Linked DNA regions of Homo sapiens: all the other regions are linked to region 3. The links are chromatin contacts, found by Hi-C or POLR2A ChIA-PET in ENCODE. All regions are on one chromosome and are shown on one strand. The core of a region is the stretch at or near the end of the contact, and the rest is flanking DNA. Distances in the headings are between cores, read along the strand shown. Region 1 holds the start of ZNF600 (zinc finger protein 600). Region 2 holds the start of ZNF888 (zinc finger protein 888). Region 3 holds the start of ZNF665 (zinc finger protein 665). Region 4 holds the start of ZNF320 (zinc finger protein 320). Region 5 holds the start of ZNF28 (zinc finger protein 28).

Evidence for each region. A loop is a pair of places that touch in the nucleus more often than their neighbours do. ChIA-PET counts read pairs that join two places held with the same protein, here RNA polymerase II (POLR2A). Pooled maps may share reads with other maps.
Region 1: a pooled map shows a loop between it and region 3 (15-fold over the local background). The contact joins the promoter of ZNF600 here to the promoter of ZNF665 in region 3. A Hi-C loop is called at or near these places in 2 of 37 single-sample maps with no recorded cell type and 9 of 50 pooled maps. POLR2A ChIA-PET finds 5 or more read pairs at or near these places in 1 of 52 experiments (activated T-cell).
Region 2: a loop to region 3 is called in a map of PC-9, with 2.8 times the contacts of the local background. The contact joins the promoter of ZNF888 here to the promoter of ZNF665 in region 3. A Hi-C loop is called at or near these places in 2 of 168 maps with a recorded cell type or tissue (CD14-positive monocyte and PC-9) and 9 of 50 pooled maps.
Region 4: a map of B cell shows a loop between it and region 3 (4-fold over the local background). The contact joins the promoter of ZNF320 here to the promoter of ZNF665 in region 3. A Hi-C loop is called at or near these places in 1 of 168 maps with a recorded cell type or tissue (B cell) and 11 of 50 pooled maps.
Region 5: a loop to region 3 is called in a pooled map, with 7 times the contacts of the local background. The contact joins the promoter of ZNF28 here to the promoter of ZNF665 in region 3. A Hi-C loop is called at or near these places in 6 of 50 pooled maps. POLR2A ChIA-PET finds 5 or more read pairs at or near these places in 3 of 52 experiments (activated naive CD4-positive, alpha-beta T cell, activated naive CD8-positive, alpha-beta T cell and naive thymus-derived CD4-positive, alpha-beta T cell).

Annotation. Positions count from the first base shown.
Region 1 is chr19:52,784,813-52,789,751 of GRCh38, reverse strand. It overlaps ZNF600 (zinc finger protein 600), which reads left to right and starts at 2,961. Exons shown (of 6, transcript NM_001321866.4): 1 at 2,961-3,157. RefSeq lists a silencer at 2,803-2,952 and enhancers at 2,285-3,142, 3,143-4,001.
Region 2 is chr19:52,920,488-52,925,964 of GRCh38, reverse strand. It overlaps ZNF888 (zinc finger protein 888), which reads left to right and starts at 2,537. Exons shown (of 5, transcript NM_001393938.1): 1 at 2,537-2,596. It overlaps ZNF888-AS1 (ZNF888 antisense RNA 1), which reads right to left and starts at 2,616. Exons shown (of 2, transcript NR_186336.1): 1 at 2,501-2,616; 2 at 1,886-2,292. RefSeq lists enhancers at 2,155-2,324, 2,605-2,654, 2,144-2,875, 2,876-3,609 and a silencer at 2,415-2,464.
Region 3 is chr19:53,191,342-53,196,935 of GRCh38, reverse strand. It overlaps ZNF665 (zinc finger protein 665), which reads left to right and starts at 3,578. Exons shown (of 4, transcript NM_024733.5): 1 at 3,578-3,624. RefSeq lists an enhancer at 3,613-3,762.
Region 4 is chr19:52,894,564-52,899,755 of GRCh38, reverse strand. ZNF320 (zinc finger protein 320) reads left to right here and starts at 2,121. Exons shown (of 6, transcript NM_001351774.2): 1 at 2,121-2,236. RefSeq lists enhancers at 2,107-2,186, 2,387-2,586.
Region 5 is chr19:52,820,383-52,825,431 of GRCh38, reverse strand. It overlaps ZNF28 (zinc finger protein 28), which reads left to right and starts at 3,799. Exons shown (of 4, transcript NM_006969.5): 1 at 3,799-3,846. It also overlaps a transcript of ZNF600 not described here. RefSeq lists an enhancer at 3,353-3,854.

The DNA of each region.
Region 1 (4,939 bases), core at 1,712-4,211, 410 kb after region 3:
CATATTTTTTTTAATTTTGTTGTCCAGGCTGGAGTACAGTGCTGCAATCATACCTCACCATAGCCTTGATCTCCTGGCCTCAAGGGATCCTCCCATGTTGGCCTCCCAAATTGCTGGCATTCCAGGTGTGAGACAGCCTCCCTGGCTGGACTCTGTACTTTTTTGTGATAGAGTCTCGCTCCATTGCCCAGGATGGATTGCATTGGTGAAGAGGTGGGTTGCCCCTCCACACCTGTGGGCATTTCTCGTCAGGTGGAACGAGACACTTTGAAAAGAAAGAGACACAGAGACAAAGTATAGAAGAGAAAGTTACATGTATACATAAAATGAGTGAGAAAATACATTTCCAAAATTCTTTTGAGTTGAGATGTGAGAGAAAAATGTTTCAAGACCTCATCCCTAGATATCTGAGTCCCAGGAGCTCTGTGACATCAACTCCTGCCTCTGTCCTCCTCCCTACCTCTACTGTAACCATGCAGGCTTCTTTTCTTTTTCTGGGACTCAGGTTGCTCCTTTCTCAGGGCCTTCACCTGGGCTGTCCCTCTGCCTAGGACTCTCTGGCCACTCAGCTGCAAGTGACAAGCAGCCTTTCTTCCCTAAGTCTTTGTTCTGACATCACTTTTTCTATGAAAACTTTTGTGTTCTCCCACAGTCCCCCATTTGACATGACAGCCCCACCTTCACCCCCATCTCTGGCCCATGTTGCCTGTTCTGTGTGATCCTTTTTGCTCCTTCGCTGTTCACTGGATCCTGGTGGGAACAAGTCCCCAAGCGGAGAGCAGAGCCAGAAGGTGGGGCTCTGCGGGGCTGGTGCCCTGAGTGGAGCTCAAACTTGGCTTCACATTAGGGTTTTCAGGCATTTTGCAAATATAGCTTCTATGCTGTTTTATCAGAGATTGCTATTATCACAGTATGGGACCCACCCTCAATAATACCTACAATGGTGCAGGTGATTCTCATCTGTCTCCAGCATTGAACATCAAGGCAGTTTCCTCCATGTTGAGAGCTGAGATCAGCCTGTGATCCACAGGGAGGTGAGGGGGCTGTGCTCTGCATGGGGTTTGGTTAGGGCCAGATCTGTGCCCTGAAGATCTGTGTCCTGCTGCAGCGTGTGTGTGGACTTTTGCAGGAGGGAGCAAGACCTCAAAACAGGTCAAAATTGCCCTTGTAGGTCTTCCTGTGGCACCTTCTTATCTCCACATAATCTCTGGTGCAGTGGGCAGCAGAGAACCATCTTTATCCCTGGTGAGGTCTCCCCTGTGTGTGTGTTTTGTCACAGGAAAGGAGGGAGTGATTTCTAAAAATTAAATCTCGTATTTTTTTTTACATACAGGATTGATTTTCCAAAGACTCATGTTACGTGAGGAAGACACCAAGAGGAGCAAAGAAAAGGAGCCAGGGATGGCTCTTCCTCAGGTGGAGTAATATTCCTCGGTGGATTCTTCTGTCTCTTTCCTTTCTGAAATGCCAGGTATTGTAGTAGCCAGTCTTCTGTGAGTCTGAAGCATCCTGCCTCACACGTTTGCTCACACTAACCCATGCCTTTTCTCAGTCCTTGTCATCTTCACTTAAATTCCATCTTCTATAACCTAGTGACATGAGCTTGGGAAGAGGCTGCACTGGGCATGGTCCTGGGAAGGGCTCACACCAGAGATGGATGGAGATGGGGTGTGGACCCCAAGGTGTCAGTGATATTGGGCAGCAGGGATTGTTCAGGGGCCACATCTGGATGCACATTTAGCTCTTTGTGGATCAGATCAGAGAATCTATGTATGAAAGTCATACATTAATGTATGCACTGGTATCTGTGTACTGGTATCTGGTAAATTCTGGAAAAGGAGACAAACTAGGGGAGATATTTCTTTTTCTTTTTCTTTTTCTTTTTTTTTTTTGAGACGTAGCCTCGCTCTGTCGCCCAGGCTGGAGTGCAGTGGCACGATCTTGGCTCACTGCACGCTCCGCCTCCCGGGTTCACTCCATTCTCCTGTCTCAGCCTCCCTAGTAGCTGGGATTACAGGCACCCACCACCACGCTTGGCTAATTTTTTTGTATTTTTTAGTAGAGATGGGGTTTCACTGTGTTAGCCAGGATGGTCTCGATCTCCTGACCTCATGATCTGCCCGCCTCAGCCTCCCAAAGTGCTGAGATTACAGGTGTGAGCCAGCGCGCCCGGTCTTGTTTTTGTTTGGGTTAGGCGGGCTCCTGTAGTTCCAGTTACTCGAAAGGCTGAGGCAGGAGAAGGGCGTGAACCCGGGAGGCGGAGCTTGCAGTGAGCCAAAATCGTGCCACTGCACTCCAGCCTGGGCGACACAGCGAGACTCCGTCTCAAAAAAAAAAAAAAAAAAAAAAAGTAAAAGAGCGAGAGAGAGATCAGGAAGAGGACCCTGCAGTTAGGGGGTGTTACTTTGTCGCCCAGGATGGCCTGGACCCCCAGGTTCAGGGATTCTCCCGCCGCTGCTTCCTGAGTAGCTGGGACCTCAGGCTTCCGCCTCGTGCCCGCATCCCTGCTGTGTTTAGGCAGCAGGTGGTGACCTCACTCCTCCCTGGCCTGAGCTCTCCGTCCCGCATCCCAGGCGGAGGCCCTAGGGAACACTTTGAAGCTGAGCACGGGGTGGACCCTCCCTCCTGAGTGAATGGAGAATAGAAAGGGAGAGGATTTCTGTTCTGTTCTGTGGGCCATCAGCATGAAATCGTATGTTCCGCCCTGGCAGGGCTTTGCATTTCACATTCTAGTTTGCATTCCCGTTCCAGATAATTCCAGGGCTTTTGAATCATGCCTCAGCCTTCCTGGCCGCTGTCGCCTCCAAAAACTCGAAAAACAGAGGCGCTGAGTGCGAGGCTGAGAAGCACAGGTCCCGCCCCGGGCCCTCCCTCTGCCGGTTCTAAAGGGCAAGGTCTCTCCGCCTGGGGCCCCGCCTCTACCCCGCCCAGGTCCAGCCAACCTGCCCCGGCCTGGCTTCAGTCCTGGGCGCGCACAAACCCGGAAGCGGATCGCGTGGAGTGAAGGTCCTACCACGGCGCGTGAGTTTTGCTCTGCCTTGGATTAAGTCTGCACTTCCCAGGTCCCCGGCGCTTCTGCCCCTGGGACGTGGGATCCCCACGGACCTGGAAATTCTCGCCTGTCTTCCCTTCACCCAGAGCAAATTGAGACGTCCCGGTAAGAGTCTGGAAGTTGCTTGCTTTTGGGTTTGAAGTCGCTCGGAGGCTGGTCCCGTCCCCGGTCTTTCTGCTATAGGGCAATGTATACACTTCCTATCGCGTATTTTTCCTGCTCAAAACATTTTTCTGACTATTCCCGCCCCGTGCTTTTTAAAGTCCTCACCCGCGAGGTGGATTCCAGCCCTGGGCGCCTCCCAGCCTCGCCCCAGTTGGCACCTGGAGCGCGGCGCCCCGGCCCCAGCCCCGGGGAGGCTGCGTCCTCTGCCTGGTCCTGGGATCCTGCAGGTCCCACCTTTGTCTTAGGGTGCCGTCGCCCACCACGTCCCTCCTGGTGCCGGGCCCTGCTGCTCCCCAAGTCTTCGCTTCCCCTGAGCCAGGGTTGGGGTGGGTCGCAGGGGCTTGTCCTATGATACCAGGTGTTCTTTCCTGTCCAGCTCCACCCCCTGGAAAATGCGCTTCTACGGGATGCAGGCGTCTTACTCCAAACCCGCCTGTGATTACTCCAAACCCGCCTGGGCCAAAGGGATCAGGAGATAGAGAGAGGGACTGAGAGAGCAGTAGAAAACCAGAGACAGAGAAAAGAAGAATGAGAAAGGCCCATAACAGATGGCAAAGTAGAGGATGGGTTAGGAATTTGCCAAGAGACAGCAAAAGTGAAAGAAAAAAAACTAAGAAAGCAGGAGGAGAAAAGCAACTGGAGAAATGTAGAGAAAAGCTAGATGTACAGAAAGATGAAGGACAGCAAGGTAGGGAGAGGGGCAGCAAAGAGGGAGGCTCACCAGAGTGAGGGAGAGGAGGAGGGATTTGGAGCCAGGGCAGACAGAGCAGAGTGGTGCTGGTGGCAAGAACAGATGGAGAACCACAGCAGGGAGGACACCTGGGGATCTGAGGTGCTGGAGAGTGGGGACAGAGGGGTATAACAGGGAAGAGAGAATTTAATAGGGAGAGCAGAGGAGACGGAGAGATAAGAGAAGAGGCTGTAATATATAGACATTGAGGAAGATTGAAAGATTGGGGAGAAAGAACAACAAGAGGTTAAATAAGGACCGGGCGCTGTGGGTCATGCCTGTAATCCCAGCATTTTGGGAGGCTGAGGCGGGTGGATCACCTGAGGTCCGGAGTTCGAGACCAGCCTGATCAACAGGGAGAAACCCCGTCTCTATTAAAAATATAAAATTAGCTGGGAGCGGTTGCACATGCCTGTAATCCCAGCTACTAGGGAGGCTGAGGCAGGAGAAACCTTTGAACCTGGGAGGCAGAGGTTGCGGTGAGAGCCAAGATCGCACCGGTGCACTCCAGCCTGCACAACAAGAGTGAAACTCCATCTCAAAAAGGAAAAAAAAAAAAGAGGTTAAATAAGCTGTGAGAATGGAGCAGAAGAGGTGGAAGAGAAGTAATAGAGGGAAGAAGGGGATAAACAGCAGGAGAGGAGAGGGGTACAAAATGAGGAGCACAATCCCAGGGAAAAAGAAAAGAAAACAAGAGCTAGAGAGAGAAGGGGAGAATGAGAGATATGCACAGAATTAGGGAGGGAAGCACAGTAATGAAGAAAGAGGGGCTGGGCGCAGTGGCTCATGCCTGTAATCTCAGCACTTTAGGAGACTGAGGCAAAGGGATTGCTTGAGTCTAGGAGTTCAAGACCAGCCTGGGCAAAATAGTGAGGCTCCCCCCATCTCTGTCAAAAAAGGAAAAAAAAAATTTAACCGGGTGTGATAGTGTGCACCTGCAGTTTCAGCTTCTCTAGGCCGAAGCAGGAGGATCACTTGAGCCCAGGAGCTCC
Region 2 (5,477 bases), core at 1,288-3,787, 270 kb after region 3:
AGCTTCTCTGTCTTTCCCTGTGTGTGAAACCTTAACATCTCTACTTGGGAACACAGACCCCCTTCATTTGGAGTTGATGTTTCCAGGTGGCTATCCTCAAGTTTTGTGTTCACATAAACTCTATACTTAATCATGTATTCTAAATTTTATTATTTACTGCTGATGTCGGTTTCTGTCGGATTGTAGGAGCCTCACTAGAGATGGCACCTGTCGCCATGTTGTAAAACTCACACTTGTCAAAAAGACATGGGTTAGCGTTTTCCCCCCTTCCTCAGGATGAAGCTAATTAGCTGACACAAATGGTCACCTCCATTACCAAGTAGAGCCAGGATGAACTATGTGTGACCAAGGGTATTGTCAAGTCCTCTTCCCTGAGGACTGATTAGTGTTTATCTTGAAAACATGTACTTAGGCTGGGCGCGGTGGCTCACGCCTGTAATCCCAGCACTTTGGGAGGCTGAGGTAGGTGGATCACCTGAGGTCAGGAGTTTGAGACCAGCCTGACCAAAAAGGTCAAACTCCGTCTCTACTAAAAATACAAAAATTAGCCCAGCATGGTAGCAGACGCCTGTAGTTCCAGCTATTCAGGAGGATGAGACAGGAGAATTGCTTGAACCCAGGAGGTGGAGGCTGCAGTAAGCTGAGATCTTGCCACTGCACTCTAGCCTGGGCAACAGAGTGAGACTCTTGTCTCCAAAAAAAAGAAAGAAAAAAGACAAAAGAAAACATGTACTTAATGGGTTGTATAGAACAGTGAAGTTTCTCTCTCTGTTTTCAACCTCTCAACTGTTTGCCTCTATTTCCCATTACATTCAGGTCTAAGGCTCTTTATTAATAAAATGGTTGTTATTTCCTTCTCTGTTATCATAGTGAAGATGATTTTTCATCTGGGGAAGATTTTTTAGTTTTCAATTGTATTTTCTCAACATTTAAAAAGTGAAGTAAAGAGTATTTCTTGGGCCCGGCACGGTGACTCACGCCTGTAATCCCAGCACTTCGGAAGGCCGAGGCAGGCGGATCACTTGAAGTCAGGAGTTTGAGACCAGCCTGGCCAACATGGTGAAACCCTGTCTCTACCAAAAGAACAAAAATTAGCCGGGCATGATGGCACGTGCCTGTAATACCAGCTACTATGCAGGCTGAGTCAGAAGAATTGCTTCAACCCAGAAGGCAGAGGCTGCAGTGAGCCGAGATCTTGCCAATGCACTCCAGCCTGGGTGACAGAGAAATACTCTGTCTCAAAAAAAAAAAAGAAAAAGAAAAAAAAGTAAATAAAAAAAAGAAACTAATAGATGTCATCCACAATTGTGCTGGGACAACTAACTGGATATCCACATGGAAAAGAATAAAGTTGGATCCCTATCTCACACAATGAAAATTTTATTTTAAAAATTAAAAAAAAAAGAGATGAGGAAGGGATCCCTGCGGCAGGGGGTGTTACTTTGTCACTCAGGCTGGCTTGGACCTCCGGGCTCAATGATCCTCCCGCCACTGCTTCCTGAGTAGCTGGACCTCAGGCTCCCGCCCCCACTTCCACATTTCTGCTGTGTTTAAGTAGCAGGTGGTGACCTCACTCCTCCCTGGCCTGAACACTCCCTCCGGCATCCCAGGCGGTGGCCCTAGGGAAGTCTCTGAAGCTGAGCACAGGGTGGACTCTCCCTCCGAAGCAAATGGAGAATAGAAAGGGAGAGATTTCTATTCTGTTCTGTGTACCATCAGCATGAGATCGTACTTTCTGCCTAGGCAGGGCTTTGCATTTCACGTTCTAGTTTGCATCCCTGTTCCAGACAATTCCAGGGCTTTTGAATCATGCCTCAGCCTTCCTGGCCACTCTTGCCTCCGGTGTAGCAGGACGAGCCACAGACAAAACCTCTCAGACACCGAGTTGTAGAAGGAAGGGCTTTATTCAGCTGGGAGCATCGGCAAGCTGCCTTAAAATCCGAGCTCCCCGGGTGCACAATTTCTGTCCCTTTTAAGGGCTCACAACACTAAAGATTTCACATAAAAGGGTCGTGATTGAGCAATCTAGGGGATACGTAACAGGGACTACAGTCCCAGATATATACACAGGGGTTTCGTGCACTGGTAGAGAGAAACAGAACAGGGCAGGGAGTTTCATAATGTTCTTCTATACAATGTCTGGAATCTATGAAAAACATTGGTTTCTAAGTTATGAGTTGATTTTTAACTATTGGGTTTAGGCCAGGCAGGCCCAGGCCTGGTTTTGGGCGTGGCGCAGGGCTGCCTGTCTTCGGTTTTACTTCCTTGTTGTTTTTTTTCTTAAAACAGGTACTGAGTATAAAACAATATAAAACAATATGAGAGGGTCTGTCTCTTCCCTCACCAAAACCCGAAAAACAGCGGCTAGGTACGCGGCTGAGAGAAGCACAGATCCGCCCCCGCCCCGCGTCTGCCGGTTCTACAGGGCAGGTCTCTCCGCCTGGCGCCCCGCCCCTACCTCGCCCAGGCCCCGCCCCTACCTCGCCCAGGCCCCGCCCACCTCGTTGGCTCCACGGAGGCCTGGCTTCTGTCCTGTGCTTGTAGATTCGCCCGGACCAGGAAGCGGATCGCGTGGACTGGAAGTCACACTGCGGCGGTGAGTTTTGCTCTGTGTTGTATTGAGGCTGTGCCTCCAGGTCCCCGGCAATTCTGTACCTGGGATGTGGGGTCTCCACAGACCTGGAAATTCTCGCCCTTCTTCCTTCAACAAGAGCAAATGGAGACATTCCCCTAGGAGTCCGGAAGTCACTTCCTTTTGGGTTTAAAGTCGCCCTGAGGCTGCCCTGTCCTCGGTCTTTTTGCTATAGGGCAATGTATACAGTTTGTATCGCGTAGTTTTCCCGTTCACAACCGTTTGTTGACTCCTCCCACCCCGCGCTTTTTAAAGTCCTCACCCGAGAGGTGGATCCCTGCTCTGGCGCTTCCCAGCCTCACCCTCGTCGGCCCCTGGAGCCCAGCGCTGACACCACAGTCCCAGGGAGGCCGCGTTCTCTGCCCGGTGGTGGGATCCTGCGGACCCCACCCTTGTCCGAAGGCGTCATCTCCCCCCCACCTCCCTCCTCATGCCGGGCCCTGTTGCTCCCCAAGTCTCCCCTCCGCAGTCACCGCTTTCCCTGAGCCCGCGTTGGGGAGGTACCCGGGGCCTGTCCTGTGACACGGGGTGTTCTTGCCTGCCCAGCTCCAGCCCCTGGAAAATGCGCTTCTCTGGGATGCAGGCGTCTTACTCCAAACCCTCCTGTGATTGTGTGGGCCAAAGGGATCAGGAGACAGAGAGAGGGAATCAGAGAGCAGTAGAAAACCTGAGACAGATAAAAGAAGAAGGAGAAAGACCCATAACAGATGGCAAAGTAGGGGATGGTCAGGGATTTGCCAAGAGACAGCAAAAGTGAAAAAACAAAAGATAACAAAGCAGGAGGAGAAAAGCAACTGGAGAAATGTAGAGAAAAGCTGGATGTACAGAGAGATGAAGGACAGACAGCAAGGTAGGGAGAGGGGCAGCAAACAGAAAGGCTCATGAGAATGAGGGAGAGGAGGAGGGATTTGGAGCCAGGGCAGACAGAGCAGAGTGGTGCTGGTGGCAAGGAGAACAGAGGGAGAACCACAGCAGGGAGGACACCTGGGAAATCTGGGGTGCCAGAGAGTGGGGCCAGGGGGGTATAACGGGGAAGAGAGAATTTAACAGGGAGAGCTCAGGAGAGATGGGAGAAGAGGTGGAAATCTATGGACATTGAGAACAATCTAAAGATTGGGGAAAAGGAGCAACAAGAGGTTAAATAAGCTGTGGATGGAGTCCAGCTAATTTTTGTATTTTTAGTAGAGACAGGATTTCACCATGTTGGCCAGGCTGGTCTCAAACTCCTGACTTCAGGTGATCCACCTGCCTCGACCTCCCAAAGTGCTGGGAATACAGGTGTGAGCCATCACACCTGGCCACCTATGTATTCTTGAATGAAAAAAGTTACTTCTGTCTTAGTTCAACAGCTGACTCTCTTTCCCTGTTTTCTTTTCTTTCTTTCTTTCTTTCTTTTCTTTTATGAGATGCAGTTTTGCTCTTGTTGCCCAGGCTGAAGTGCAATGGCACGATCTTGGCTCACTGCAATCGCCACCTCCCTGGTTCAAGTGATTCTCCTGCCTCAGCCTTGCTGAGTAGCTGGGATTACAGCCATTCGCCACCATGCCTGGATAATTTTTGTATTTTCAGTAGAAACGGGGTTCCTCCATGTAGGTCAGGCTGGTCTACAATTGCTGAACTCAGGTGATCCACCTACCTCGGCCTCCCTATTTTCAAGGTCAATAGCTGTGTGTTTACACTTTTGCATTTTGTAAATGTTACTGTAATTTTCTTGTAAGGAAAAATTAAATGTTAGGAATTAATGGCATCAGAACCTTGCAAAAGAAGTTTCTTTAGCCCAGGTATGTGAAAGATGCTTCTCTAATTTTCAAGGATGGGGTGATAAAGACCAACCCTTCCCATTAGCCCTTCCAGGCCCCCATGTAAGAATTCAGGCACATCTTCTTACTCATCTCAGACCTTCTCAGGGTAACTCGGTGAAAATGTTTTCACTGTGAGGACATCACAGCTAAATCTAAAGTAAGTCATGTCATTCCCTGGCAGGGAACCCTCCACTGGCTTCCTGTGTTCCCCAGGACAAAAGCCCATCTCCTCACTGTGGCTCCACAGCCCTGTGTCCAGGGCCCCTGCCAGTGTCCAGCCTCCTCCTGGGAGCTTGCCCCCATCTCATGAATCCCTCTGCCCCAGTCACATTTGCTTTTCTCTTTTCCCAGATATCAAAATACTTCCTGTCTCAGGTCATTGTCCTGCTCTTATCCTATGTCCCTAAATGGTGACAGCCCTGTCCCTTTCTCCTCCTTCAGATCTAGGCTCAGAGATATCTCCCATGTCCTCCCACTGCCATCTGAAGTTCCCTCTGCCCATCAGTCTCTATCACGTTACTCAGGTTTATTATCTCTGCATCAACCACATCAGAAATGAAGATTTTTTTTTTTTTTTTTTTTTTTTTTTTTTAATATTTGAAGAGATTTATTCTGAGCCAAACATGAGTGACCCTGACCTGTGACACAGCCTCAGGGGGTCCCAGGAACACATGCCCAAGGTGGTCGGGGCGCAGCTTGGTTTTATACATTTTAGGGAGACAGGAGACATCAATCAAATACATTAAAGAAAGACATTGTTTGGTCCAGAAGGGCGAGACAACTCAAAGGGGTGGTGGGCAGGCCTCCAGGCTATAGGTAAATTTAAACATTTTCTGGTTGACAATTGGTTGAGTTTGTCTAAAAACCTGGGATCCATAGAAAGGAAATGTTCAGGTTAAGAGAAAAGATTGTGGAGGCTAAAGTTTCTTTGAGGTCTTACAATGGCTGCCCTTAGAGAGACAGTAAGTGACAAATAATTCCTTTTTTTTTTTTTTTTCCTTTTCTTTTTTTTTCTTTTTTTTTTTTTTTTTTTTTTTTTTTGC
Region 3 (5,594 bases), core at 2,329-4,828:
CGCGAAGGGTGGGGCGGGGCCTGGACAGGCAGGGGGCGGGGCCGGGAGGGACCTAAGGAAGGCGGGTGGGAGCCTGCGTTTCCAGCCACCTGGTACCCAGAGCGTCCCTATTTTCTGGGTTTGGGAACACAAGTCTATTTCGTGTCCTGCGGAGCAGTTTTGCTTTCTGCTTATTTTAAGTTAATGTCTCAATTTTAAGGTAAACCCTTAGAGTTATGTGGGCCATCTCTGTTGGAAAGTAAGATGTTTTCCTAAGTTGCAAACTTAAGTTGCTCAACTATTTTTAAAAAGTTACTGCTTTTTCTAAAGCAAGAGTTAATATCACCGGTATTAGCCCTCCTCGCTCCACACCCCAGGTATTTACCATATGAAAATCTCTGCAACTGTGCACAGGGCTGACTCTCTCCCTCCATGGTGAATGGGTGTAGAATGTGGAGGGGATTGCATTAAGTTCTGTTGAGAGGTGACTTGAAATTACTTACACATTCTGCCCAGGCAGAGTTTTGCATTTCACATTCTAGTTTGCATACCCTTCACAGACATTTTCAGGGCTTTTTAGTTAAGTTGCTTAAATTAATTCAAATTGCAGAAACTTTCCTGGATTCAATCTACCCCAAACCGACACCCCCAGAGATGCCAGATCCCCACCCAGAGTTGCTTCAGTCTCACTAGCAGCTCTTCTGTCCTACCTGCTGGCAGTAATAACCATTTCAACGTGAACCATTTCAACTTCTGTCCCATTCGCTGGCAAAAATACCTTTTAACGTATTTTAACGTATTAACGTATAAGTTTAACCATTTCAACTTTCTTTTGCCCAAGATTCCTATTCCCATGGTCAGGTTGGGATCTACCCTCAATAATAACTACGGTGGCCCAGGGCGTTGTAATCTGTGTGCAGCATTGAGCACCAAGGCTCTGTGTTCTGCGTTTCTGATTACATTTTTCAGCTCTAAAATTTCTCTGTTTTTCCTTTATAGCTTCTGTCTCTCTATTGATAGTCTCATTTTGCTCATATCTTGTTTTCCTGATTTCCTGTGGTTGTCTATGTGTGCTCTCCTCTTAATTCATTGACCATCTTGTGACTCTTATTTTCAATTCTTTGTCTGATAATTCACACATCTTCATTTCTTTAGTGTCAGTTTGTGGTGGTTTCATTTGTTCCTTTGTGTGGATCATGTTTCCTTTTCTCCTTGAATGTCTTGTTATCTTGGCACCTCAGCATTTCACTAATCAACCAGTCCTACTTTTTTATTTCTGGCTTCCTTCAGGGAGGACCTTCTCTATTCAGCCTGACTAGAGATTCTGGAAACCTCTGAAGCCTTTTCTGGGAATGTGTCGTCTCTGGGCTTTTGCTTGTAGTTACCTGAGAAGGTTTGCCAGTTTTTCTTCAGGAGAGCTCCTGTTGACAGTCTGCAATTCTGCAGTCCCTGTGTTTTCATGGTAAGCTGTGGTCTGGTTCTCCACCTAGTGTCTGCCTGCGTTACTGCAGACTCTCGTTTATGTTGCTTGCCTTTGTTCTCAATGGTTTCCCTGACCTGGCATCCTGTCACTTTTGATGGTACTTCTGTTACTTAACTGATTCTTTAGGTTTAATTGTAATTGTTGAGGGGTTTTTTGTTTTTGTTTTGTCTTTATTTTGTTGAGATGGGGTTTCACTATATTGCCCAGGCTGGTCTTGAACTCCTGGGCTCAAGCACCCCTCCTGCCTCAGGCTCTCAAAGTGCTGGGATTACAGGTGTGAGCCACTGCTCTCAGCCTAACTGTAATTCTTAGATGCCTGGGTTCGGGGCTTGCTCTGTCATTTCTAGCTCTTGGACCTTAGGCCAGTTTCTTAGCGTATCTGTGACAGTTTCTTTCTTTTTCTTTTTTTTGAGACGGAGTCTTGCTCTCGCCCAGGCTGGAGTGCAGGGGCGCCATCTCGGCTCACTGCAAGCTCCGCCTCCCGGGTTCACGCCATTCTCCTGCCTCAGCCTCCCGAGTAGAGTAGCTGGGACTACAGGCGCCCGCCACCACGCCCGGCTAATTTTTTTGTATTATCATTAGAGACGGGGTTTCACCGTGTTAGCCAGGATGGTCTCCTGGTGACCATCGTGATCCGCCCGGCTCGTGATCCGGTCCTGACCTCGTGATCCGCCCAGCTCGGCCTCCCAAAGTGCTGGGATTACAGGCGTGAGCCACAGCGCCCGGCCGACACAGTTGTTTCCTAGTAAGATAGGAAAAGATCTTTTTCTCATGGGCTATTATGTTGTTATTTGAGTTAATACAGGTAAAGTATTCCGAATAATGCCTTGCACATAGTGTTCAGAAAAGTCAGTCATTGCTATTGCCATTATCATCACAGTTTTTACTTCTGGCCAGTGTTTCTGTAAAGCCACTGTGGACCTTGTCACCTCAGAAGACATCATTCGTGCTTTAGCTTATCTAGATACGGAGTATCACTTAGTGTGTTGAAAATAATATCTAACACTTCTATAGAGATCAGCTTGTGTTTGGGTTTTTATTTGTCTATTTATTGTATTGTCCACAAAACTGAAAACTCCACACAGATTTAGAGGCTATTATAACTACTTAGGGAAAAGTACAATAAAACAGAATTAGGGAGACATAACTTGCTCAAAAATGCCTTCACGCTGGGGCGGTGGCTCAGTGAGCCGAGATCATGCCATTGCATTCCAGCCTGGGCGACAAGAGCAAGACTCTTGTCTAAAAAAAAAAAAAAAAAAAAAAAAACAACAACAAACCTCACATATTCGTATTTAAGAATATAGGAAACACTGATTCAGTTTCTTCTACTGTTCTCTCACAACACAGAATGCTACAGTTAGCCCAGAGGTACTGGGTTTTCCCACACACACCAAGCAAGCAATCCTGCCACAGACACCAGGTGCGTGTTCTCTCATTCCGTTCCATTTTGCCGGGACATGGCATCAGATCCCACACGTTGAGGGCTCAGTCCCACAATAGTGCACACATTTCAATGCCAGTCTCAAGCAGAGGTTGTGACTTGTGCTTACAGATCAGATATAAATCCAGGAGTCCCTTGACCCCCTCCTCAGGTTCAACGAATTTGCTAGAGTGGCTCACAAAATACAGGGAAACACTTTACATAGATTTACGTATTATAAAGGATATTACAAAGTTGACAGAAGAACAGCCAGATGGAAGGGATCAGTGAGGTGAGGCATGGGAGAAGGGGCGTTGAGCCTTGGTGCCCTCCCTGGGTGCACCACGCTGCAGGAGCCTCCCAGTGTTCACCTATCCAGAAGCTCCGCTGAATCCTCTCCTTTTGGGTTGTTATGGCGCCTTCATTACATATGCATGATTGCTTATATTACTGGCCATTGGTTAAACTTTTAGATAGCCTAAGTTTTGTTTTTTTTTTTTTTTGGGAGAGACGAAGTCTCACTCTGTCACCCAGGCTGGAGTGCAATGGCGCGATATCGGCTCATTGCAACCTCCGCCTCCAGGGTTCAGGCCCCGCCCCGGCCCCGCCCACCCTATGCTCTCAGTCCCTCCCAACGCCTGGCCTTTCCCCACCGCAACCCGCCCCTTTGCCTACTGCGCGGGCAGTTTCTTGCAAACCCGGAAGCAGATCTCTTGGAGTGAAGGCTGTTAGTCGCCGCGTGAGTTTCCCTCTATCTAGATTAAACCTGCGTTTCGGAGTCCCCTGCTCCTCCGTACCCGATGTCCGGGGGTTCGTATAGCCCTTAAAGTCCCCGCACGGCTCCCTCCATTCCATGTAAATTCAGACTTTGCCGCGAGACTCTGGGGGTCGCATCGCTTTGGGTTAAAATCACACAGGCTGGTCCTGCCCGCGGTCTTTCGGCCTTCAGACCATGCAGACACCTCCTTTCCTGCGCCGTTTCCTGCTTAAAACCCTTTACTGACCTGCGCCCTGTGAAGTCCTCATCTGCGAAGTGGGTGCAGGATTTTACCGTCCCCTAACCTCGCCCTAGTCAGCTACTGGAGCGTTAGCGCCGCAGCCCCAGTCCCGGGGAGGCCGCGCCTCTGCCTGGTCCTGGGATCCTGCATACCCCACCCCTCTCCTAAGGCGCCGTCGCCCCCCACCTCCCTCCTCCTCGTGCCGGGCCCTGCTGCTCCCTAGGCCTCCCCTTCGCAGTCACCGTTTCCCCTGAGCCCGCGTTGGGGAGGTGCCCGGGCCTTGTCCTGTGATACCCGGTGTTCTTGCCTGCCCAGCTCCACCCGCTGGAAAATGTGCTCCTCCAGGATCCAGGTGTCTTACTCCAAACCCTCCCTGTGAATGTGTGGGCCAAGGGGATCAGGAGACAGAGAGGGGGGCTGAGAGAAAAGTAGAAAAACGGAGACAGAGGAAAGAATGAGGGAAACCAGTAAACATGGCAAAGTAGAGGATGGGTCAGGATTTACAAAGAGACAGTAAGGGTGAAAGAAGTCGCTGAGAAAGTAACAGGATGGAGAAACAACTGGAGAAATGTAGAGAAAAGCTCGCTGTCTAGAGAGATGAAGGACAGCAAGGTAGGGAGAGGGGCAGCTCCTCAGACGGAGAGTTAGGGAGAGGAGGGGGTATTTGGAGCCAGGATAGACAGAGCAGCGTGGTGCTGGGACAGCAAGAAGGGGCAGCTGGTGACAAGGAGAGCAGAGGGAGAACCACAGCAGGGGGAGACCTGGGATCTGGGGGTGCCAAAGAGTGGGGACAAGGAAGTGAAACAGGGAAGAGGGGATTTAACAGGGAGAGCAGAGATAAGGGAAGAAAGAGGCAGAAATAGATGGAGATTGGGGACAACCAAAAGACGGGTGAAAGAGGAATAAGAGGTGAAACAAGTTGCAAGAATGGAACAGAACAAGTGGAAGAGAAGGATAGAGGGAAGGAGAAACAGCAGGAGAAGAGAGGGGCTCAAAATGAGGAGCAGAGACCCAGGCTGAAACACAGAAAAGAAACAAGGAGAGAGAAGAAGAGAATGAGAGAGATGTACAGAATGAGGGAGGGAAACACACAGGAAGGAAGAAAGAGGGGGACTATGGCCCAGATGCATGGTGGTTTCATTGGATATGGATAATTACATCGTGATATATTGATTTCTGTATCCATAATCTAACAAATTTTTTTTTTCTTAAGACAGAATCTCACTCTATTTCCCAGACTGGCGTGCAATGGCACGATCTCGACTCACTGTAACTCCGCCTCCTGGGTTCAAGCGATTCTCTTGCCTCAGCCTCCCGAGTAGCTGGGATTACAGGCATGCACCACCACACCTGGCTAACTTTTGTATTTTTAGTAGAGACGGGGTTTCACTATGTTGACCAGGCTGGTCTCGAACTCCTGACCTCAGGTGATCTACCCACCTCAGCGTCCCAAAATGCTGGGATTACAGGCATGAGCCACTGTGCCCAGCCCCTAATAATCTAACAAATTTTATATGTATATATTTTGTTTCTGTTATGGAGATGCTGGTGAGAATCACAAAAGTTTTGTCTATAAGACATGTGCATTTTATAATTCCTGGCATCAGAGGTTAGCTTCTATTTGCAATCTCTGTTCTAAGAGAGCAGTGACTTGACTCATTCAGTTATGGGTCACCCTCTTTCCTTTTCCTAGGATGGGGTAATGTGTAGG
Region 4 (5,192 bases), core at 872-3,371, 300 kb after region 3:
GGCGCGGTGGCTCACGCCTGTAATCCCAGCACTTTGGGAGACTGAGGCGGGCAGATCACAAAGTCAGGAGATCAAGACCATCCTGGCTAACACAGTGAAACCCCGTCTCTACTAAAAATACAAAAAATTAGCCGGGTGCGGTGGCAGCACCTGTAGTCCCAGCTACTAGGGAGGCTGAGGCAGGAGAATGGCGTGAACCCGGGAGGTGGAGCTTGCAGTGAGCTGAGACTGCACCACTGCACTCCAGCCTGGGTGACAGAGCGAGACTCCATCACCAAAAAAAGAAAAAGAAATGCTATCTATCAAAATAGACTAGCTCTCGACTACTTGCTAGCAGCTGAAGGAAAAGTTTGTAGAAAATTTAACCTTACTAATTGTTGTCTACACATAGATCATCAGAGGAAAGTAGTTGAAGACATAGTTAAAAATATAACAAAACTGACACATGTACCCGTACAGGTGTGGCACGGACTCAATCCAGGAGCCATGTTTAAAAATTAGTTCCCAGCAATAGGAGGATTTAAAACTCTTATAATAAGAGTTATAATAGTAATAAAAAGCTGCTTACTGCTCTCTTGTTTGCTACCTGTACCTCTTCAAATGATAAAAAGCTTCATCGCTACCTTAGTTCACCAAAATGATTCAGCACAAGTGTACTATATGAATCACTATCAATCTATTACACAAAAAGACATAAGTAGCAAAAACAAGAGTAAGAACTCCCACTAATAAAAAGTGAGACTCTCAAAAAGAAGAAATAAAGGAAGACAGAGACCCTCTCATATTGTTTTATACTCAGTACCTGTTTTAAGAAAAAACAACAAGAAAGTAAAACCAAAGACAGGCAGCCCCGGGGCCAGGCCCGAAACCAGGCCTGGGCCTGCCTGGCCTAAACCCAGTAGTTAAAAATCAACTTATGGCTTAGAACCCAATGTTATTCATAGATTCCAGACATTGTATAGAAGAACATTGTAAAACTCCCCGCTCTGTTCTGTTTCTCTCTGACCACCGGTGCATGCATCCCCTGTCACGTACCGCCTGCTCGCTCAAATCAATCACGACCCTTTCATGTGAAATCTTTAGTGTTGTGAACCCTTAAAAAGGACAGAAATTGTGCATTCAGGGAGCTCGGATTTCAAGGCAGTAGATTGCTGACGCTCCCAGCTGAATAAAGCCCTTCCTTCTACAACTCAGTGTCTGAGAAGTTTTGTCTGCCGCTAGCCCTGCTACACACTGTTACAATGTCAATGCTTTTTTTAAAAATCCCTTTTTTTCTTATTGAGGCGGAGGAAGGAGCTCTGGGGTAGAGGGTCTTACTTTGTCGCCCACGCTGGCCTGGACCTCCGGGCTCAGCGGTCTTGCGGCTCCTGCTTCCTGAGTAGCCGGGACCCCAGACTCGCCACCTCGCCCACATCCCTGCTGTGTTTAAGCAGGAGGTGGTGACCTCACTCCTCCCTGGCCTGAGGCCTCCGCTCCGCACCCCAGGCGGTGGCCCTGAGGAAGTCTCTGGAGCTGAGCACAGGGTGGATTCTCCCACCCCAGTGAATGGAAAATAGAAAGGGAGAGGATTTGCTATTCTGTTCTGTGGGCCGTCAGCAGGAAATTGGAGGTTTCGCTGAGGCAGAGCTTTGTATTTCGCATTCTAGTTTGCATTCCTTCCCTTGACAACTTCCAGATTTTGGACATAAATTGCTAAAATTAATTTCAATAGCAAGGAACTTTCCTGGGTCCAATGACCGCCTCACGTTGACTTCTCAGGGAGGTACTATTTCAATGACTGCTGAGCTGCTCCAGCCTCACTGGCGGCTTTCGCCTCCAAAACCTGGAAAAAAGGCGCAGAGAGCGAGATGGAGGAAAGCTCAGGACCCACCCGCTTCTCGCCCCCGCCGACCCCTCATAGCCCAGGACTCTTCTCCCAGCCAGGCCCCTTGTTTCTCAACCCCGCCCCGGCCTTGTTCAGGCCCCGCCCACCTCTTCGCGTCTCATCCCGGCCTAGTCCAGGCCCCGCCTACCTTCTCGGGGGTCCCGCCCAGGCCTGGCCTCTGTCCTGCGCTGATTGGCATAGACCCGGAAGCGGATGGCAGGGACTGAAGGTCACACCACAGCGCGTGAGTTTCGCTCTGTTTTATGTGTGCTTCCCAGTCCTGTGGTGCTGCTATACCGGGGACGTTGAGTCCCCACAGACCTGGAAATTGCGGCCCCTCTTTCTCAACCCAGAGCAAATTGAGACGTCCGGGTGAGAGTCCGTGAGTCCCTTCGAGTTTAAAGTGGCCCTGAGGCAGGTCCCGTCCTCGGTCTTTCTGCAGTGGGGTCGTGCAGACACCTCCTATCGCGGAATTTTCCTTCTCAAAACCCTTCCTGACCTGTCCTCCCGCCTCGCGCTGTTTCAAGTCCTCACCCGCGAGCTGGATTCCAGCCCTAGGCGCCTCCCACCGTCGCTCTCGGCGGCTTCAGGAGCGCCGCGCCTCAACCCCGGTTCCCGGGAGGCCGCGTCCTCTGCCTGGTCCTAAGATCCTGCAGACGCCACCCCTGTCCGAAGGCTCCGTCGCTCCCCACCTCCCTCCTTGTGCGGTGTTGCTACCTAGTTCCAACTCCTGGAAAACGAATATATGCAATCAAGAAAGCACTCCACAGAGGGGAGTGGGCCCGAGCCAGCGTCTCCGGGGACCCGTTTAGAAAGTTTTAGGGGGTTAAAGTATTTATTTTGAGGTCCCTATGGGCTACCCCTTATCTGGATGAAGGATTTTTGGCCCTTGGCCAACGAAATGCTGAGGTGAATTGGCCCGAGGCCGGAGCAGATGGGTGCCCTATGCAGATGAAGGTGTGGCCGGTGCTTGGCCATGGCCACTCCTGGGCTCTTTCCCTTTCTGAGACGTGGTGGAAGGAGGAGGGCGGTAGGGACAGCGGCCTTTGATCCTTTGTTACTCCGGATGGGGAGATGGGGTTTTTCCTTTTTGTCTAGTTTTAGAAAGTTTGCCTTAATTGGCCTTAGATTCGCTGCCCCCAGACCCAGGACCCAGGTATTTCTTTTTTATTCTTTTTTATTGGAGATGGGGTCTCACTCTGTTGCCCAGGCGGGAGAGCGGTGACAGGATCACAGCTCACTGCATCATCAACATCCTATGCTCAAGCGATCCTGTCACCTCAGCCTGCAGAGTAGCTGGGACCACAGCCGCGCGCCACCACACCGCGCTAATTTTTGTGTACTTGGTAGAGACGGGCTTTTGCCTTGTTGCTCAGGCTGGTCTCCAACTCCAGGGCTCAAGCGATCCAGCTGTATCGCCCTCCCAAAATGCTGGAATTACAGGCATGAGCCACCATGCCCGCCTTGTTTCTTAATTAAAAAATAAATAAATAAAAATAAAGGCCGTGTGCAATGGCTCATGCCTGTAATCCCAGCACTTTGGGAGGCCAAGGCGGGCAGATCACCTGAGGTCAGGAGTTCGAGACCAGCCTAGTCAACATGGCGAAATCTCGTGTCGAATAAAATACAGAAATTAGCCAGGTGTGATGTCGGGCGCCTGTAATCCCAGCTACTCAGGAGGCTGAGGCAGCAGAATCCCTTGGACAGGGAGGGGGAGGTTGCAGTGAGCTGAGATCATGCCACTGCACTCCAGCCTGGGGTGACAGAGCGAGACTCCGTCTGAAAAAAGTAAGATAACTACTTTTCAAATAAGCTTTGGTAGAATCTTATGAGCTCACATCATTGTTTTCCAACTATGATATGAGTTCAAAATTTTCTTCTTTGACCCTACATTTTATTAGATATATACATTTTTAGATGTATATATTTTTAACCATTTTAAAAGTTTCTCTATGAAATTTGTTGTGTTCAGTTTACATAGAAGACTGCATGCTTTCTAGTCTGTATCATATATTGGAAGCATTTACTAGTACCTGATAAATGATTTTAGGTTGTTTCTTTTTTTCTTTCTTACTTTTTTTTGAGACAAAGTCTCCCTTCTACCCCCAGGCTGGAGTGTGATGGCACGATCTCGGCTCACTGCAACCTCCGTCTTTTGGGTTCAAGCTCTTCTCCTGCCTCAGCCCCCAAGTAGCTGGGATTACAGGCGCCTGCCACCACGCCTGGCTAATTTTTGTATTTCTAATGGAGACGGGGTTTCACCATGTTGGCCAGGCTGGTCTTGAACTCCTGACCTCAGGTGATCCGCCCACCTCAGCCTCAGAAAGTGCTGGGATTACAGGTGTGAGCCACCGTGCCTGGCCAATTTTAGGTTGTTTCAATGTGTACTTTATAAAGATATCAAGGACCTATTTTGTTTGTTTGTTTTGAGATGGAGTTTTGCTCTTATTGCCCAGGCTGGAGTGCAATGGCGCGATCTTGGCTCACCACAACCTCCGCCTCCTGGGTTCAAGTGATCTCCTGCCTCAGCCTCCCCAGTAGCCGGGATTACAGGCATGTGCCACTGCGCCAAGCTAATTTTGTATTTCTAGTGGAGATGGGGTTTCTCCATGTTTGTCAGGCTGGTCTCAAACTCCCAACCTCAGGTGATCCACCCACCTCGGCCTCCCAAAGTGCTGGGATTTAAGGTGTGAGCCACCACGCCCGGCCCCAGGACCTTTCTTCTTTACGCTAACATCAAAATTTGGTTCAAGTAGCCTATTCTATTTTCTTTCCTTATGTCATCTGATAAAATGGTGAGCTGTGAGCTTCTAAGTAAATGTCTCCCTCAAGTTCCTCTGGTTCATAATATTCCTTGCAGATGTTGAACGATGGGCTGGATTGTTTTGGAACCTTGTTCCAGCAGAGCCCATGTGTTCATGAAGAAAACATTTGCTTACAGCTTATGACTACCATTGCCTCTCTTTCAGTGTTTTTTGTTGTTGTTGTTGTTTTGGTTTTTGTTTTGTTTTGTTTTGTTTGAGAAGGAGTCTCACTCTGTCACCCAGGCTGGAGTGCAGTGGTGTGATCTTGGCTCACTGCAACCTCTGCCTCCCGGGTTCCAATGATTTTCCTGTCTCAGCCTCCCGAGTAGCTGGGATTACAGGCACACACCACCATGCCAGGCTAATTTTTGTATTTTTAGTAGAAACCGGGTTTTACCATGTGGACCAGGATGGTCTCAATCTCCTGAGCTCGTGATCCACCTGCCTCGGCCTCCCAAAGTGCTAGGATTACAGGCGTGAGCCACCGCGCCTGGCCTCTTTCAGTGTTTTAAACACCTATAGCT
Region 5 (5,049 bases), core at 2,550-5,049, 370 kb after region 3:
AAGTACTGGGATTACATGCGTGAGCCACTGAGCTCAACATGATAAATGTTTTGTTGTGGTATTTTATCCTGCAAGTCTTAAAATATTCCATGTTTTCAAGGTAGGAAGCAAGATAGCTTACTGTTTTTCATTCTCCTTGGAGCATTTTCTGAATGAAGACACGTGAGTCCTTCCCAGTTTGTCACTGTTACCAAGAATGCCACACTGGCTGCCTGTGAGTGTGCTGACTTCGCTACATGTATCTGGAGGGTTCCTGCAGGAGGGGCTATTGAGAAACTGATTGCTTCTTCTAGGACGTGGCATTTCCTCATTTCTTAGATCTGGGAAGATTCCATCCCTACCCCCAGGTGTAAAAGCGCCCTCTCTGAGAACATGAGAGAGCACCATGTGCCCTGCAGCCTCTGCATTTCAGGCTCAAGCAATCCTCCCATCTCAGCCTCCCAAGTAGCTGGAACTACAGGTGTGCACCACCGTGTCCAGCTAATTTTTGTATTTTTGGTAGAAACATGGTTTCAACATGTTGCCCAGGCTTATTTTGAATTTTTAGTCCCGTTATTTCTAAGTCTCTGTTTTATAAATTTGTGTATAATTTCTTGGGATCATCCACGTTATCTCTTTGTATATCTGGTTATGTTCTGTTGGAACTTCAGCAGTTCAGAAATCAGCCAGCTTTCACGGTTTTTGGTGTCTGACTTCAGTGAGGAAGAACACTCTCCAATCAGACTGGCTAGAGATTCCTGAGACCTCTCCAGATTTTTCTTTATTTTCGTCTTTAAAGTTAGTTATTTCTTTTTTTTGAGATGGAGTCTCTCTATGTCACCCAGGCTGGAGTGCAGTGGCACAATCTCAGCTCACTGCAACCTCTGCCTCCCAGGTTCAATTGATTCTTCTGTCTCATCCTCTTGAGTATCTGGGACTACAGGCGCGCACCACCACACCTCGCTAATTTTTGTATCTTTAGTAGAGATGGGGTTTTACCCTGTTGGCCAGGCTGGTTTCACAGTCCTGACCTCAGGTGATCTGCCCACCTCGGCCACCCAAAGTGCCGGGATTGCAGGCATGAGCCACCGCGACCAGTCATGGATAGCTTTAAATCAACAAAGTAATAAGTTGTGTTAGACTGTCAGCCAACCGGCAGGTAGACATATCTTTGTATTTACCTGGATGCCTATGTAAGAAAAACTTAAAGAGGAGGCATTTCCTTTGTTTTTGAGGACACCCTACTGTGGAACTGGTAATGTGTTTTTTTTGTTTTTTGTTTTGTTTTGTTTTATTTTGTTTTGAGACGGAGTCTCACTCAGGCATGAGCCACTGCGCCGGCCATATTTATTATTATTATTATTATTATTATTTATTTTTTGTTTTTGAGACGGAGTTTCACTGTTGTTGCCTGGGCTGGAGTGCAATGGCGTGATCTTGGCTCACCACAACCTCCGTGTCTCCTGGGCTCAAGCGATTCACCTCCCTCAGCCTCCCGAGTAGCTGGGAATAGAGGCACATGCCAACAGGCCAGGCTAATTTTTGTATTTATAGGAGAGATGGGGTTTCTCCATATTGGTCAGGCCGGTCTCCAACTTCCGACCTCAGGCCATCTGTCCTCCTCGGCCTTCCAAAACGCTGGGATTACAGGCTTGAACCACCGCGCCTGGCCTGAAGTGGTATTTTTTAGAAAGTAACTAAGCCTTTTTTCAGTTTAATGACCCAAGGATGTATTTCTGAAGGTCTTGGGAACGATCCTTGTAAGGCAAACTACAAGGGCGATAGTACCTATATCTCAGTAGGAAGTTAAATAATTCAAACATCAAATATTTCAAATTTAAAGCTACGGACATTTAAATAATTCTGAGCTTTGAGAGGAACGTGGTCATGCAACCTGAGTCCAGTGGTGTGCAGGCGCAACTTCTAAGAGTTTTACTGGCCAGGTGCGGTGGCGCACGCCTGTAGTCTCAGCACTTTGGGAGGCTAAGGTGGGTGGATCACTTGAGGTCAGGAATTAGAAACCAGCCTGGCCAACATGGTGAAACCCCGTGTCTACTGAAAATACAAAAGCATTAGCCAGGCATGGTGGCGTGTGCCTGTAATCCCAGCTACTCAGGAGGCTGAGGCAGGAGAGCTGCTTGAACCCGGGAGATGGAGGTCACAGTGAGCCAAGATTGCACCACTGCACTCCAGCCTGGGCAACAGAGCAAGACTCCGTACCAAAAACCAAACCAAAACAAAACAAAACAAAAAGTGCAATAAAATTTAGTTTCCTAATATAAATTTTAAAAAAAGTTTACCTGTAAATAATTAGGAAGACTAACCTGTTGGCATCATTGTCCCTTCTTATGGAGTGATAAAGTAACCTTCCTTGAAGTGTATCAATCCATAACCAATCAATTTGCTGCAGCCTATGCACTGGCCTTGAATGGAAAATGTGATTCTGGTAAAGCTTCTCTGTCTTTCCCTGTGTGTGAAACCTTAACGTCTCTACTTGGGAACACGGGCCCCCTTCATTTGGAGTTGACGTTTCCAGGTGGCTATCCTCAAGCTTTGTGTTCCAATAAACTCTATAGTTAATTATGTATTCTAAATTTTATTATTTACTGCTGACGTCAGTTTCTGTCGGACTGTAGCAGCCTCACTAGAGACGGCACCTGCCTCCATGTTGTAAAACTCACACTTGTCAAAAAGACGTGGGTTAAAGTAATTCCCCTCTCTCTGCATGAAGCTAACTAGCTGACACAGATAGTCACCTCCATTACCAAGTACAGCCAGGATGAACTATGTGCGACCAAGGCTGTTGTCAACTAATCTTCCCTGAGGACTGATTAGTGTTTATCTTGAAAACATGTACTTAACGGGTTGCATAGAACAATGAAGTTTCTTTCTCTCTTTTCAACCTCTTAGCTGTTTGCCTCTATTTCCCAACACATTCTGGTCTAAGGCTTATTCATTAATAGAATAGTTCTTATTTCTTCCTGTTTTGTCATGAAGATGATTTCTCATTTCGGGGAAGATTTTTTAGTTTTCAGTTGTATTTTCTCAACATTTAAAAAGCAAAGTAAAGAGTATTTCCTGGGCCAGGCACAGTGGCTCAGGCCTGTAATCCCAGCACTTGGGGAGGCCAAGGCAGTCGGATCACTTGAAGTCAGGAGTTCGAGACCAGCCTGTCCAACATGGCGAAATCCTGTCTCTACACAAAATACAAAAATTAACCGGGCATGGTGGGTGTGCCTGTAGTGCCAGCTACTCCGGAGGCTGAGGCAGAAGAATCGCTTCAACCCAGGAGGCAGAGGCTGCAGTGAGTCAAGATCTCGCCACTGCACTCCAGCCAGGGCGACAGAGAAATAGCCTCAAAAAAAAAAAAAAAAAAAAGGGAAAAAGAAAAGAAAAAAATGTAAATAAAAAGGAGAAAGTAATAGATCTCTTTTACAAATGTGCTGGGACAACTAACTGGATATCCACACGGAAAAGAGTAATGTTGTATCCCTGTCTCGCACAAGCAAATTTTTTTTTTATTATTTTTTTATTTTTTTATTTTTTTTTAGAGACGGAGTCTGGCTCTGTTGCCCAGGCTGGTGTGCAGTGGCTCGATCTCGGCCCAATGCAAGCTGTATCTCCCGGGTTCAAAAGCCTGAGAACATGGCCTGGGAGGAGGCTGAGACTCACAGGTCCCGCTCCGGCCCCGCCCTCTGCGGGTTCTAAAGGGCAAGGTCTCGCCGCTTCGCGCCCCGCCCACACCTCACCCGGGCCCCGCTCGCCTCCTCGTTGGCTCCACCCAGGCCTGGTTTCTGTCCTGCGCGCGCAGATTCGCGCAGACCAGGAAGCGGATCCCGTGGAATGACGGTGACGCCGCGGCGGGCGGTGAGTTTTGCTCTGTGTGGTGTTAAGTCTGAGCTTCCCAGGTCCCCGGCACTTCTGTACATGGGATGTGGGGTCCCCCTAGACCTGGAAGTTCTCCCCTTTCTTCGTTCACTCAGAGCAAATGGAGATGTTCTACTGGGAGTCCGGAAGCCCCTTCTTTTTAGGTTTAAAGTCGCCCTGAGGCTGGTCCCGTCCCGGGTCTTTCTGCTACAGGGCAATGTATACACTTCCTATCTCGTAGTTTTCCTGCTCAAAACCTTTTTTTGACTCCTTCCGCACGGCTCTTTTTAAAGTCCTCACCCTAGAGGTGTATTCCCACCCTGTGCGCCTCCCAGCCTCATCCTCCTGGGTTCCTGGAGCACAGCGCGGCGACCCCAGTCCCGGGAAGGCTGCGTTCTGTGGTCCTGGGATCCTGCGGATCCCACCCTTGTCCGAAGGCGTCGTCGCTCCCCACCTCCCTCCTCCTCTTGCTGGGCCCTGCTGCTCCCCAGATCTCCCCTCCGCAGTCACCGCTTCCCCTGAGCCCGCGTTGGAGAGGTGCCTGGGGCTTGTCCTGTGACGCGGGGTGTTCTTGCCCGCCCAGCTCCAGCTCTGGGAAAATGCGCTTCTCCGAGATGCAGGTGTCTTACTCCAAACCCTCGTGTGATCGTGTGGGCCAAAGGGATCAGGAGACAGAGAGAGGGACTAAGAGAGCAGTAGAAAACCTGAGACAGAGAAAAGAAGAATGAGAAAGACCCATAACAGATGGCAAAGTAGAGGATGGTGAGGGATTTGCCAAGAGACAGCAAAAGTGATAAAAGATAAGAAAGCAGGAGGAGAAAAGCAACTGGAGAAATGTAGAGAAAAGCTAGATGTACAGAGAGATGAAGGACAGACAGCAAGGTAGGGAGAGGGGCAGAAATGTGGAGGCTCATCAGAGTGAGGGAGAGGAGGAGGGATGTGGAGCCGGGTCAGACAGAGCAGAGTGGTGCTGGTGGCAAGGAGAACAGAGGGAGAAGCACAGCGGGGAGGACACCTGGGGATCTGGGGTGCCAGACTGGGTCCAGGGGGTTATAACAGAGAAGAGAGAATTTAACAGGGAGAGCAGAGAGGGGAGAAGAGGTGGAAATCTATGGAGATTGAGGACGATCTAAAGATTGGGGAGAAGGACCAACAAGAGGTTAAATAAGGGCCGGGCGCGGTGGCTCACGCCTGTAATCCCAG